Linked DNA regions of Homo sapiens: region 2 is linked to region 1. A link is a loop called in an ENCODE intact Hi-C map of the cell type or tissue named here. Cell type or tissue: PC-3. All regions are shown on one strand. Links, peaks and the distances in the headings refer to the core of each region. The heading gives the core; the rest is flanking DNA. Region 1 overlaps KCNQ5 (potassium voltage-gated channel subfamily Q member 5). Region 2 overlaps KCNQ5 (potassium voltage-gated channel subfamily Q member 5).

Evidence for each region. Hi-C counts contacts between places; a loop is a spot of excess contacts. Peaks named below come from ENCODE experiments on the same cell type or tissue, not always from the same donor. Only the 100,000 strongest peaks of a DNase experiment are listed, where the experiment ranks them.
Region 2: a loop joins it to region 1, with 6 times the contacts of the local background. A loop is called at or near these places in 1 of 110 quality-filtered maps.

Annotation. Positions count from the first base shown.
Region 1 is chr6:72,961,647-72,967,038 of GRCh38, reverse strand. All of the region lies in intron 1 of KCNQ5 (potassium voltage-gated channel subfamily Q member 5), which reads right to left. All of the region lies in intron 3 of LOC105377855 (a long non-coding RNA gene), which reads left to right. Among named protein-coding and RNA genes, the nearest start is that of MIR4282, 3.4 kb to the left of the region's middle. In PC-3, for the core only: a CTCF peak has its summit at 2,756; a DNase peak (open chromatin) is centred at 2,918; H3K27ac peaks cover 2,182 bases.
Region 2 is chr6:73,070,285-73,075,676 of GRCh38, reverse strand. The region is part of intron 3 of KCNQ5 (potassium voltage-gated channel subfamily Q member 5); the gene reads right to left. Among named protein-coding and RNA genes, the nearest start is that of KCNQ5-AS1, 71 kb to the left of the region's middle. In PC-3, for the core only: a CTCF peak has its summit at 2,226; DNase peaks (open chromatin) are centred at 1,286 and 2,256; H3K27ac peaks cover 2,679 bases.

The DNA.
Region 1 (5,392 bases), core at 112-5,111:
GTACAGTAGAAGAAAATATTGTATCTTGAGTATATTCCTGTCCTTCTATATCTTCCTCTGACTTCTGTAAGATATATTTTAAAAACTCAGTCCACATTCCTTAATTCCTCCAACTCCCTCCAGAAACAACAGGTCTTCAAGGTGTAATTGGGTAACTTTTATTGAAATCAGCTGTTGGTAGTCCCTGGCAACCATATGTGCCAGTTATTGAGTCACAGAGGAAGTGCTGGGTTCCTGAACACAGTCTGTATGGAGTAAATTCTCGAAGCATTTGGCCCTATCTCACAATGCCTCTCACTTTGCCCTGCTCATGATCCAGTCATGGATTTTAAATTGAACCCATGTTTCTGTTTCCATACTGAAAGTTAAGTTTTAGCATAAATATTTGAGGGTCACCACAAATTTAAGAGGATACCTTTCAAAATATGCTTTTCTTTTTTTTCTCTCTCTCTTTTTCTTTCTTTCTTTCTTTGATGGAGTTTCACTCTTGTCACCGAGGCTGAAGTGCAGTGTGGTGATCTTGCCTCACTGCAACCTCTGCCTCCCGGGTTCAAGAGATTCTCCTTCCTCAGCCTCCTGAGTAGCTGGGATTACAGGCGCCTGCCACCATGCCCAACTATTTTTTTTTTTTTTGTTATTTTTAATAGAGACAGGGTTTCACCATGTTGGCCAGGCTAGTTTCGAACTCCTAACTTCAGGTGATCCGCCCGCCTTGGCCTCCCAAAGTTCTGGGATTACAGGCATGAGCCACCACACCTAGCCTGCTTTTCTTTTTATAATACAAAAACAAAATAACATTTTTGATTCGAACCTTATTGGGAATATTTGACTGCTAGTCATAAACTGCCTAAACTAATAAATAACAAAGTAATATATTTATGAGACAGCAACAAGAAATTCTTCTTGGGCTCAGGATGATATCTCAAAGTAATAAAAATATATGCTATCTTCTGTATTTGGCTTCAGGACCTGATGGTGGTGGATGGTGGGAAGTGCTCTAACTCGACTGGAGGCAGCACCTCCCCTTCTGCTCCAGCACACGGCCTTGGGCAGGCACTTTAACCTCCCTGGGACTGGCATCTCTCTTCTGTAAAACCAAGAGGTTGATCTGCATAAACACAAATAGCACTTCCACATATGTCCAAATCCATGACAATATTATTCCAGGTAAAAATGTGCAGCAGATCCTCTTACACATAGACAAAGTGGGCCATTCTGTTTTACAAATAGCACTTTTCAAGCAATGTGACTTTTTTGTGCTTAACCCAGTAATGAGCATTTCCTAAAAATTTAAATGCTAATAAGATAAACCTTAATAGCAACTTGATTGTGGAAGTTTGGATTTAAAAATAAAATAGATAATAACTCTGGAGATGACAGGACCACTTTTCTCCTCTAAATTGTTTGATGCTGTGGGTCAGTGGATAGGAAAACAATAAGAACATCTGCTCAGATGACACACTTCACATTCCCGATGAGGCCATAATAGTTCACGATGAAATGTTGAGAAAATGGCTTCTAGGAAAGAAAAAAACAGAAGGAGATACAGCCATTTCTCATTATTTGCAGTGGCAGTTATGTTCTGTAAAGTCACTACAAACACTGAATTAGTAAATACCAAGCCATTGCTCGTAGGGATATACAGGACTAAGTCCCCAGGAGCCTCTGGTCTCATCAGTTTTATCAACTTATCAATACATATTATTGTTTTACCTGTGCTTCCATTTAATGATACGTTATTTAATATTGTTGATTCACTAATGTTGAACTCACAGCCAAGAGCACTGTAACTCATGCCTGAAAGAAGCTTATCTAACCAACTGTGTTTTCTCCAAGAGGCTCATCACAGCCTTCTTGTGCTTTGGAACAGTAGACAGCACTTCAGCACTACTCTTGGGGCCAATTTTAAGTGGTGAAATTATCAACAAAAAGCACAAAAGGCTGAGCATGCCTGTAACCCCAGCACTCGAGGCCGAGGTGGGAGGATCACTTGAGACCAGGAGTTTGAGACCAGCCTAGGAAACGTAGTGAGACCCAATTTCTACAAAATAAACAAATAGATAAATAAAACGTAAACCAAAAAAGAATTTTTTTTTAAAAAAAGCACGAAAATGTGAAAAACAGCAGAAAATAGGTCTTGCAAGGGACACATGTTTACAGTGTGAGTGCTGAAACAAGAAGACAAGAGTGTCAGTTTGTTCAAACTCAGTTGAGAACCCGAATGTTGGGAGACTAAAATTTTTTTGTTGCTCTGTAAAGGGCCACAAAGGTGCCATAGGTGTTATTTCACCTCATAAATACATTTTTAGTGGGTTAGCAAATTTGCAAACATGGAATACACTAATAATATTGAGGATCAACTCTGTATAAATTACATATAAATTTCAAAATATGTAAAATTCTAAGTATCATAACTTTTTTATTTAAAAAGCAAAGAATGGTATTGCTGTTATTAAATTATATAAGAGATGATCTTAAATGAATATTTTCTTGTAATCACCAAGGATAGGAAATCAATAAGGTATTTATAGTTCATATACAAATAATGTCTTTCTGTACCCTAAGGCATATTTTCACTATGAATAAAGGTGGTTTGTTTTAGAATCAACAAATAAACAGAATTACAACATGAAAACCTATGAAGGCTGCAAATATTCTTAGAAACTTGAGAGTAATGAGGCTTGTTCCTACTATTGATTAATACAAAACATTTGACCAGATCTCTATAATAATCCACATGAAATTGCAAGGGTCATCCAGAGGAGTAAAGTGAGCAGCTTAAATGATGCCATCATTTTTAATGTTTGATAACTTACATTTAAAAGTCTATCAGGGCACAATTACGTTTACTGAGTACACTGATTGAATAAATACAAAGCTGCCAAGAAACTCACTGGCTTGAGAACTAATGTTGTAAAAGTGGTCAAGACAGCATTGCTATGATTCATTTAAGTAAATATTCATTTTTAAAAAATTTTCTCAAGCAAAAGAAAATTGTGAGACCTCAAACAAGGCACTGAAACTCATCATGACTGACTTCACAAAAAAATATACGAAGCTCACCATCTTAAAAATAAAATCTGTGGACTGAGTGAGTTGGCTCTTACCTGTAATTGCAGCATTTTGGGAGGCCAAGGCAGGTAGGCCAGGAGTTCAAGACCAGGCTGGTCAACATGGTGAAACCCTTCTCTACTAAAAAATACTAACAATTAGCCAGATGTGGTGGTGTGCGCCTGTGGTCCCAGCTACTCAGGAGGCTGAGGCACGAGAATTGCTTGAATCTGGGAGGTGGAGGTTGCAGTGAGCCAAGATCACACCACTGCACTCCAGTGTGGGCAACAGAGTGAGATTCTATCTCAATAAATAAATAAATAAATAAATAAAATAAAAGCTGTGATTAATAGCTATAGCAATCTAAATGAAGGTTTCCAACTCAGTTTTTAACATGAATGTTTTCTATTATACTATCATTTAAGCAATGTATATTTATTTGCTAAACAATACTCCTTTCCAGATTTTAGGCATTTTCATGTATTAGAAATGCAGATATCAATTGATTTTCTATGGCATTTAGTAAGATAAAATAGTCATAAATTAAAATAAATAATACACTTAATTCCAGTAAGACTGAGGTTTGTTCAGTGAAAAACAGGTGCTAAAATATATTAGCCAAATCATATTTTGACTCAAGCTTAAAATAGAACATTTGCAAGTATGAATTCCGTATATGCAGCCCATGTATTGCACTGGCCAAGCAAAGAGGGTTTTTTTCCATCTCCATTGGATAATGTTCTACTTTTTAGCAAGCAAAGCTAAGGAGCCATTTAAAATATTTTACTTTAGACCTGAAGTTTAAACTCTTATCACTGCCTTCAAAGGAAACTCACTCTAAAATGTCTGAAAATACTTGTCACATAAACTCAACCAACTGCAGAATGTTTTTTCTTTTGTAAATATGTAAATTAACTTAGTGCTTTATTTATTTATTTATTTTTTGAGAAATGAGGCTCTTTCAGCTTATAAACATTAGAACTAGGATTAAACCATTTTTTTCCTCTGAGAAGTATGAGATATAAATCTCATTAATTTAGAGGAAATAAAGAATCAAGAGTGTCTTTAAATGCATCTAAATCCTCAGGTAACAAAATTCCTAAATGAAAGATAGGTGTTGATTGTAGCTGGGCATTGCATAATAGCAAGCATAAGGTCCTTTGCAGAGGGACAGTGTGTGGCCTTGAGAAGCAAGTAAATTGTCTCCATCCAGTCCTGGCTCCAGTGGCCTCACAACTGGATGCTGCCATTGGTTCCCTATTAGTCTCTCTGGCTCCACTTTTTCTCTGCTGCCACACAGTCTATAAATTACTCCTGAATTCCTCCTTATTTCAGTTCGGTTTCCATCTCTAACAACCTTCAGTGATTCTCTATGTCCCTCTGGACTAAACAGAGTTTCAGCTGCCTTTCAAGGCCACCATGCATGACCCAGACATGGCTTCTCTCTCTGTTCTGAGCTTAGTGATTTATTTTACTTATTAATTTTAAAAAATTTCAGTAGCTTTAGGTGTACAGGTGGTTTTCAGTTATATGGATGAATTGTATGGTAGTGAAGTCTGGGATTTTAGTGCACCCATCACTTGAGTAATGTATGTTGTGCTCAGTGGGTAGTTTTTCATCCCTCAGTCCTCTCTCTCCTGCATCTGAGTCTCTGATGTCTATTTTATCACTCTGTATGCCTTTGCATACCTATAGCTTAGCTCCCATATATATATATATGTATATATATATGTGTGTATATATATATGTGTATATATATATATATGTGTGTATATATATATATATGTATATATATATATATATATTTAGAGAAACAAGGTCTCACTCTGTCACCCAGGTTAGAGTGCAGTGGCATGATCTTGGCTCGCTGCAAACTCTGTCTCCCAGGCTCAAGCGATCCTCCTGCCTCAGTCTCCCAAGTAGCTGGGACTACAGGTGCACACCACCATACCCAGTTAATTTTTTGTACTTTTTGTTGATACGGGGTTTCACCATGTTGCCCAGGCTGATCTCAAACTCCTGGACTCAAGGGATCTGCCCGCCTTGGCCTCCCAAAGTTCTGGGATTACAAGTGTGAGCCAACCCACCTGGCCTTGGCTCCCACTTACAAGTGAGAACATGTGGTTTTAGGTTTTCCATTCCTGAGTTACTTCACTTACAGATATAATCTCTCTGTTCTCCTCTGTCAACCTCTTTTCTCCACATGCACAATTACCTGAATGGATTTCATCATTTTCAAGCTCATTTGTTCATCCTTTCTGAAGTCCACACCTGAAATGCTTTATCTTCTCGTCTCAGCCCGTCCAAATCCCCACCAACCCTGCCTTCCCCAGTCCACCCA
Region 2 (5,392 bases), core at 297-5,296, 110 kb before region 1:
AGCTGTTGGAAACAAGAAGGAACTAAATGTGTTGACACTGACACCAAAGACATATTTTAAGTGAATAAAGGCCAGTTGCAAAACAGTATGTACAATGTGATTTTATTTTAATAGAAATATATATTAGTATATGACTAGGAAAAAAATTTGAGACTAGGCTGGGCGCAGTGGCTCACACTTGTAATCCCAGCACTTTGGGAGGCCAAGGTGGGCGGATCATGAGGTCAGGAGATCGAGACCATCCTGGCCAACATGGTGAAACCCTGTCTCTACTAAAAATACAAAAATTAGCTGGGTGTGGTGGCACGTGCCTGTAATCCCAGCTACTTGGAAGGCTGAGGCATGAGAATCCCTTGAACCCAGGAGGCGGAGGTTGCAGTGAGCCAAGATCGTGCCACTGCACTCCAGCCTAGCGACAGAGCAAGACTGCGTCTCAAAAAAAAAAAAAAAAGTGAGACTATACGCTGATTATTACTATTAATTATTTCTAAAGGGAGTGAGCTGAAGTGAATATATGCATAAAGGGGCTTTTCACTTTGTAAATTATTAATTTCTGTATGTTGGAAGTTTATAACAACGACTATGTCTTTGCAATTAAAAAAACTTTATAAAAAGAGTTATGTGCAAACACATCTCTTGGTTTTCATCATGTTGAGGGATTTACTCCTGAGACTAGTGGTTTACAAACAGACATTACTTATATGACCCTGTTGGACATACATTTTGCTTTTATTTCATTGTAATCTTGCTTTCTCCCAAGTGTAGAAAGAAAAGAAAAAGATATACTACCTCATTTACTATGCTAAAATATTGGAAATACTAGAAATAAGTACATGGCTAGTAGGGGTGCAGAAAATACTACACTTAAAACTTACTATGTGCTTGGCATTTTCTTCAGTTCTAAGGTTTTTTTTTTTTTTTAATAAACATTACCTTATTTAATCCTTACAATGACTTTATGTGTTAGGTATCCCACAGATCCCATTTTACAGATGAAAAAAGCGAGGCAGAAAAAGCATATATTGTATTCATTTTTAAAAAAACTCAGCTATCGGTTTGTTAGACTACAGCACAAAAAGTATGCTATAAAGTTAGTTCATTAGAGAAAACCTAGAAAAGTAAGAGAAAGATTGTTGATTTGAGACAATTTAAAAAATTATGCACACAGTGAATCACAATCTAAATGTTTGAAGTTCCAAAATATGCAAAGGTAACCACAGATTTGATTTAATACCCTCATTGTAATTCAGATCAGACGAGAAAGTTAGAGTTCAGTAAACTGAAATCATAGATGAGCAACCAAATGGCAAACAGTGAGTGCAGTCACAAAAATGTTTCTGGTTGGGTTACAGTCATCCACTGGAATTTTGCTGTCAGTACCACCTAGACTATTTCCTAGGCTAGTATTTTACAAGTTATGAGTAGTCTTTATTTTTACTTCTATTTATGTATTTACTATTTTTGTGATCTACTATTTCATAGAATGGTGGTTCCACAGTGTTTTATCATTGTTTTGTTCACAATTGTATCCTGAGTACCTAGAACAGTGCCTGAAATATAGTAGGCACTCAATAAATATTTAAATAAGATAAATTAGATTAAAAAACACTTAAAAGTTGGCTGAGCTTTGTTCTCTTACCACATCAATGGCTTGTTGACTGGGATATCAACCTAAAATACTCAGGTTAATCAAAGGATCACTTCAATTTCTAGCACTGAATTCTATAGCAACATAATTGTTATAGCTATCATCCATTAGAGTTTATTTTAAAATCTCCCTATTATTTAAAGTATATGCATATATATTAAATTGGGGGAGTAGCTTAAGCTGTGCAGTTAGTTAATTGTCTAAAATATTTTTTGAAACATAGGAAGCTTGTTTTTAGTGAAGATAACACATTTTGGTGTAAGGTAGAAACTATGGACAGCCCTTGAAGCTCACTGGCTTCAGGTTCATTTGTTTATCCATTTATGTATTAAGTAGTTAATTGACTGTCAAGAATTATATTAGACACTTGTATTAAAAATGAATATTCAATCATTCATCTGACCATCCATCCATCACAATTATTGATCAAGTCCCTACTATGTACCAGGCACTGTGCTAAATGTTTTATATACATCAATGATTCCGAATGGGGACAATTTTGCCTCCCTGGGACATTTAGCAATGTCTGGAGACATTTTGCATTGTCATAGCTGGGAAGGGGGTTGCTACGAGCATCTAGTGGTAGAGACTAGGGTTGCTGCTAACCATCCTACAATGCCCAGGACAGCCTCCAGAACAAAGAATGACTCAGCCCCAAATGTCAATAGTGCCAAGGCTGAGAAACCCTGATGTACATTATTTTATTTAATTCTTCAAGCCAACCTATGTAGTAGATGATATTATAACCTTCTCTTTCTTATAAATGAAGAAATTGAGGCTCATAGTGGTCAAGTCACTAACATGCATAAGTGGTTGAGCTGGCCCTTACTTGACTCCAAAGCTGTGTCCTTAAGAATTATGGTATACCACTCCATCCAGGGTGGGATAGGGATGGAGGAGGAACAGAAAGGGGGAGGCTATGAAAGCAGGTGGATAATAAATCAGGAATAAATTGTTATCGCATAAAGCATTCAGAGAAGAGAAAAGTGCAGGGAGGAGAAAGCAGAAATAAAATGATGCTGAAAAACAGATGGTACTTTTATGGCTGCTTCAAGAGAAAATGGGGCTAGAGAAAGAAATAGAACTGCTAATAAACAAGGAGGAGCTCTAAGTCACATGAATAAAAAAAAAAGCATGTAATCCAGAACTCTTAAAATCTACCTCTCTCAAAGGAAACAAATTAGAACAAGTTGGGAAGTAGTGAAGAAAGAGCTATTGATTATAAGCAGCCCAGTAGAAATGTGAAATATAGGTTTACAAGGTATTAGGAAGTAGGTTCACTAATTTACTGCATCACTTAGAATGATTTACACATGAATTCTTGAAATTTGAGGTGACTGCAAAGATTTGAACAAAATAAATACCATAATGATATTTAAGACACATAAGGACTGTGAAAGAGCTTATTTTTAGATGCCACTGGAACTTTGCTCAAGTATTATTTAGTCAGCAAAATCAATATGAATTGATCACCATGGACCCTGTCTAAAAGGTGTTAGTCACTGAAATACCAAAAAGCCTTCATTATTTACATCCAAAGCTTCCCTATTGTGAACTCAAGGATTGGGTTAGAGCAAGGCCAATTGTACATCTGAACCTGATGGACTGTGTTTTGTTGCTACAATTACACTGCATAATGCATGTATTAGAAAGTATAACATGGCTCAATGTAAAATCACAATGAAAAGAACTAAATCATCTGGATCAAACAAAGCATGGTTGAACACTTTCAAACTAGTAGTTATAAGGACAGATAAACCCTCTCGAGGTAAGTAAGCCACAAAGAGGGTATATCTTGACTTCTAGAAACTGTCTGGAGACTTCAGGCTTTTAAAATTTTTGTAAATTAAAAGTTATTCTATAGTCTCAGAAAGTTTTCCCTAATAACTAACATAAATTTACCTCTTTCCCTTTAAACTCACTTCATCTTGTTCTCTCTGAGACAATCAGAAGTACGACAAATACAATGTTCTTGATGTTTATATCCCCCTCTCCCACCACATTTTTTTGTTCCAGTTTTTTGAATTATTCTAGTGGCCTCACTATAAGCTAAGTTTTGAATAATTTTAATAAAATATACACTTTAAAGTTATAAAGTAAAATATCAAAACAATACAAATGTATATAAGGTAGGACACTAATTTATTTAATTAACCAATTACTTATGCTATAGTTTGGATATTTGACCTCCAAATATCATGTTGAAATGTGATCCCCAGTGTTAGAGGTGAAGCCTAATGGGAGGTGTTTTGGTCATGGGGGAGGATCGCTCATGAATGGCTTGGTACCGTCCTTGAAGTAATGACTGAGTTCTGGCTCTGTAAGTTCCCTTAAGATTTGGTTGTTAAAAAGAAAATGGCACTTATGTCTTGCTTCATCTCTCGTCATGTGATCTCAGCACATGTTGGCCCCACTTCACCTTCTGCCATGAGTGGAGGCAGCCTGAGGTTCTCACCAGGAGCAGATGCAGGCACCATGCTTTTTGTACAGCCTGCAGAACTGTGAGCCACATAAACCTACTTTCTTTATGAATACCCAGCTTTGTGTATTCCTTTATTATAAAACAAATAGACTAAGACACTTATTAATGAATTTTTAGGTTACTTTTGGTTTTGCTATTAAAATGATGCTGAAACGAATAGTCCTGTACATTTATTTTTAGGATAAGGAATTTAAGGCTAAATTTCTTGAGACTGAATTCTTGGCATATTTTGATTTGTGATTGATATCAAGATGCCTTCAAAATGATGGTACCAATTCTCACTAACAATGTATGGAAACACTTATTTCTCTCTCCTTGCTAATAAAAAGGAATGCTAATAATAATAAAAATAGTACTAGTAAATCTAATGTTTACTGTTCACTATGTGATAGACATGGTTCTAAGCACACTCATTTATTACCTGGGATATTATAAGTCTTCAATCTTTGCAAATACAGTGGGAAAAACAAAACCATCCCCCTCCTGTTTTAGATGCCTGGATTTCATGTCATTTTTAAGTCACAGAAGTTAAGTTATCTAGAATGACTTTGTCCAACCAAGATTATAAAAATATTTTCCTATATTTTATTTTGGCACACTTACATCCTTATTTAGTTAATGAATTTATGTTTACTATTCAGAATAGTCTTTGTGGTAAAGGTAGCTAGCTGTCTACCACAGATATGTGCTTCCCTTCTAAGGTACAGCATTATCTCTGAGAAGTGGTTGCCCATCTAGAGGTCTCATTTCCCGGGACCCCTTGCTTCTGGGTGAGATGAGGTGACTAATTCTAGTTAATGAAGACGAATGGAAATGATGTATGCCACTTCCCAGTTGAGGGCAAGCACATATGGCTTATCACTTTCTCTTTTTCTATGTCAGTTGCAGTTTGGTACTAAGAATGCCCTTAGAAACCATGTGCTGAAGATGGCAGTGCTTTTGTCAGCCTGGGTTCCTGAATAACTGCATGGAACAGAGCCTTTACCATATACCCCAACCCCAAACAAAGAACACCTTCATTGGACTATTACACAAGTAAGAAATAAACTTCTATTTTATTTAGTTACTAGAATTTGGAGATTTATATAATAACTAAGCATTACTCTAACTTATACAATCATTAGTTTTAACGGAATTTTTGTTTGTCTCTGTGGTGAAGTAGAGAACTAATCTTACTTTTTATCCCATATGAAAGTCAATTTTCCCAATACCATCTAAATAAAAACTCTGTCATTCTCCAAATGTTTGCATATACTTATTGA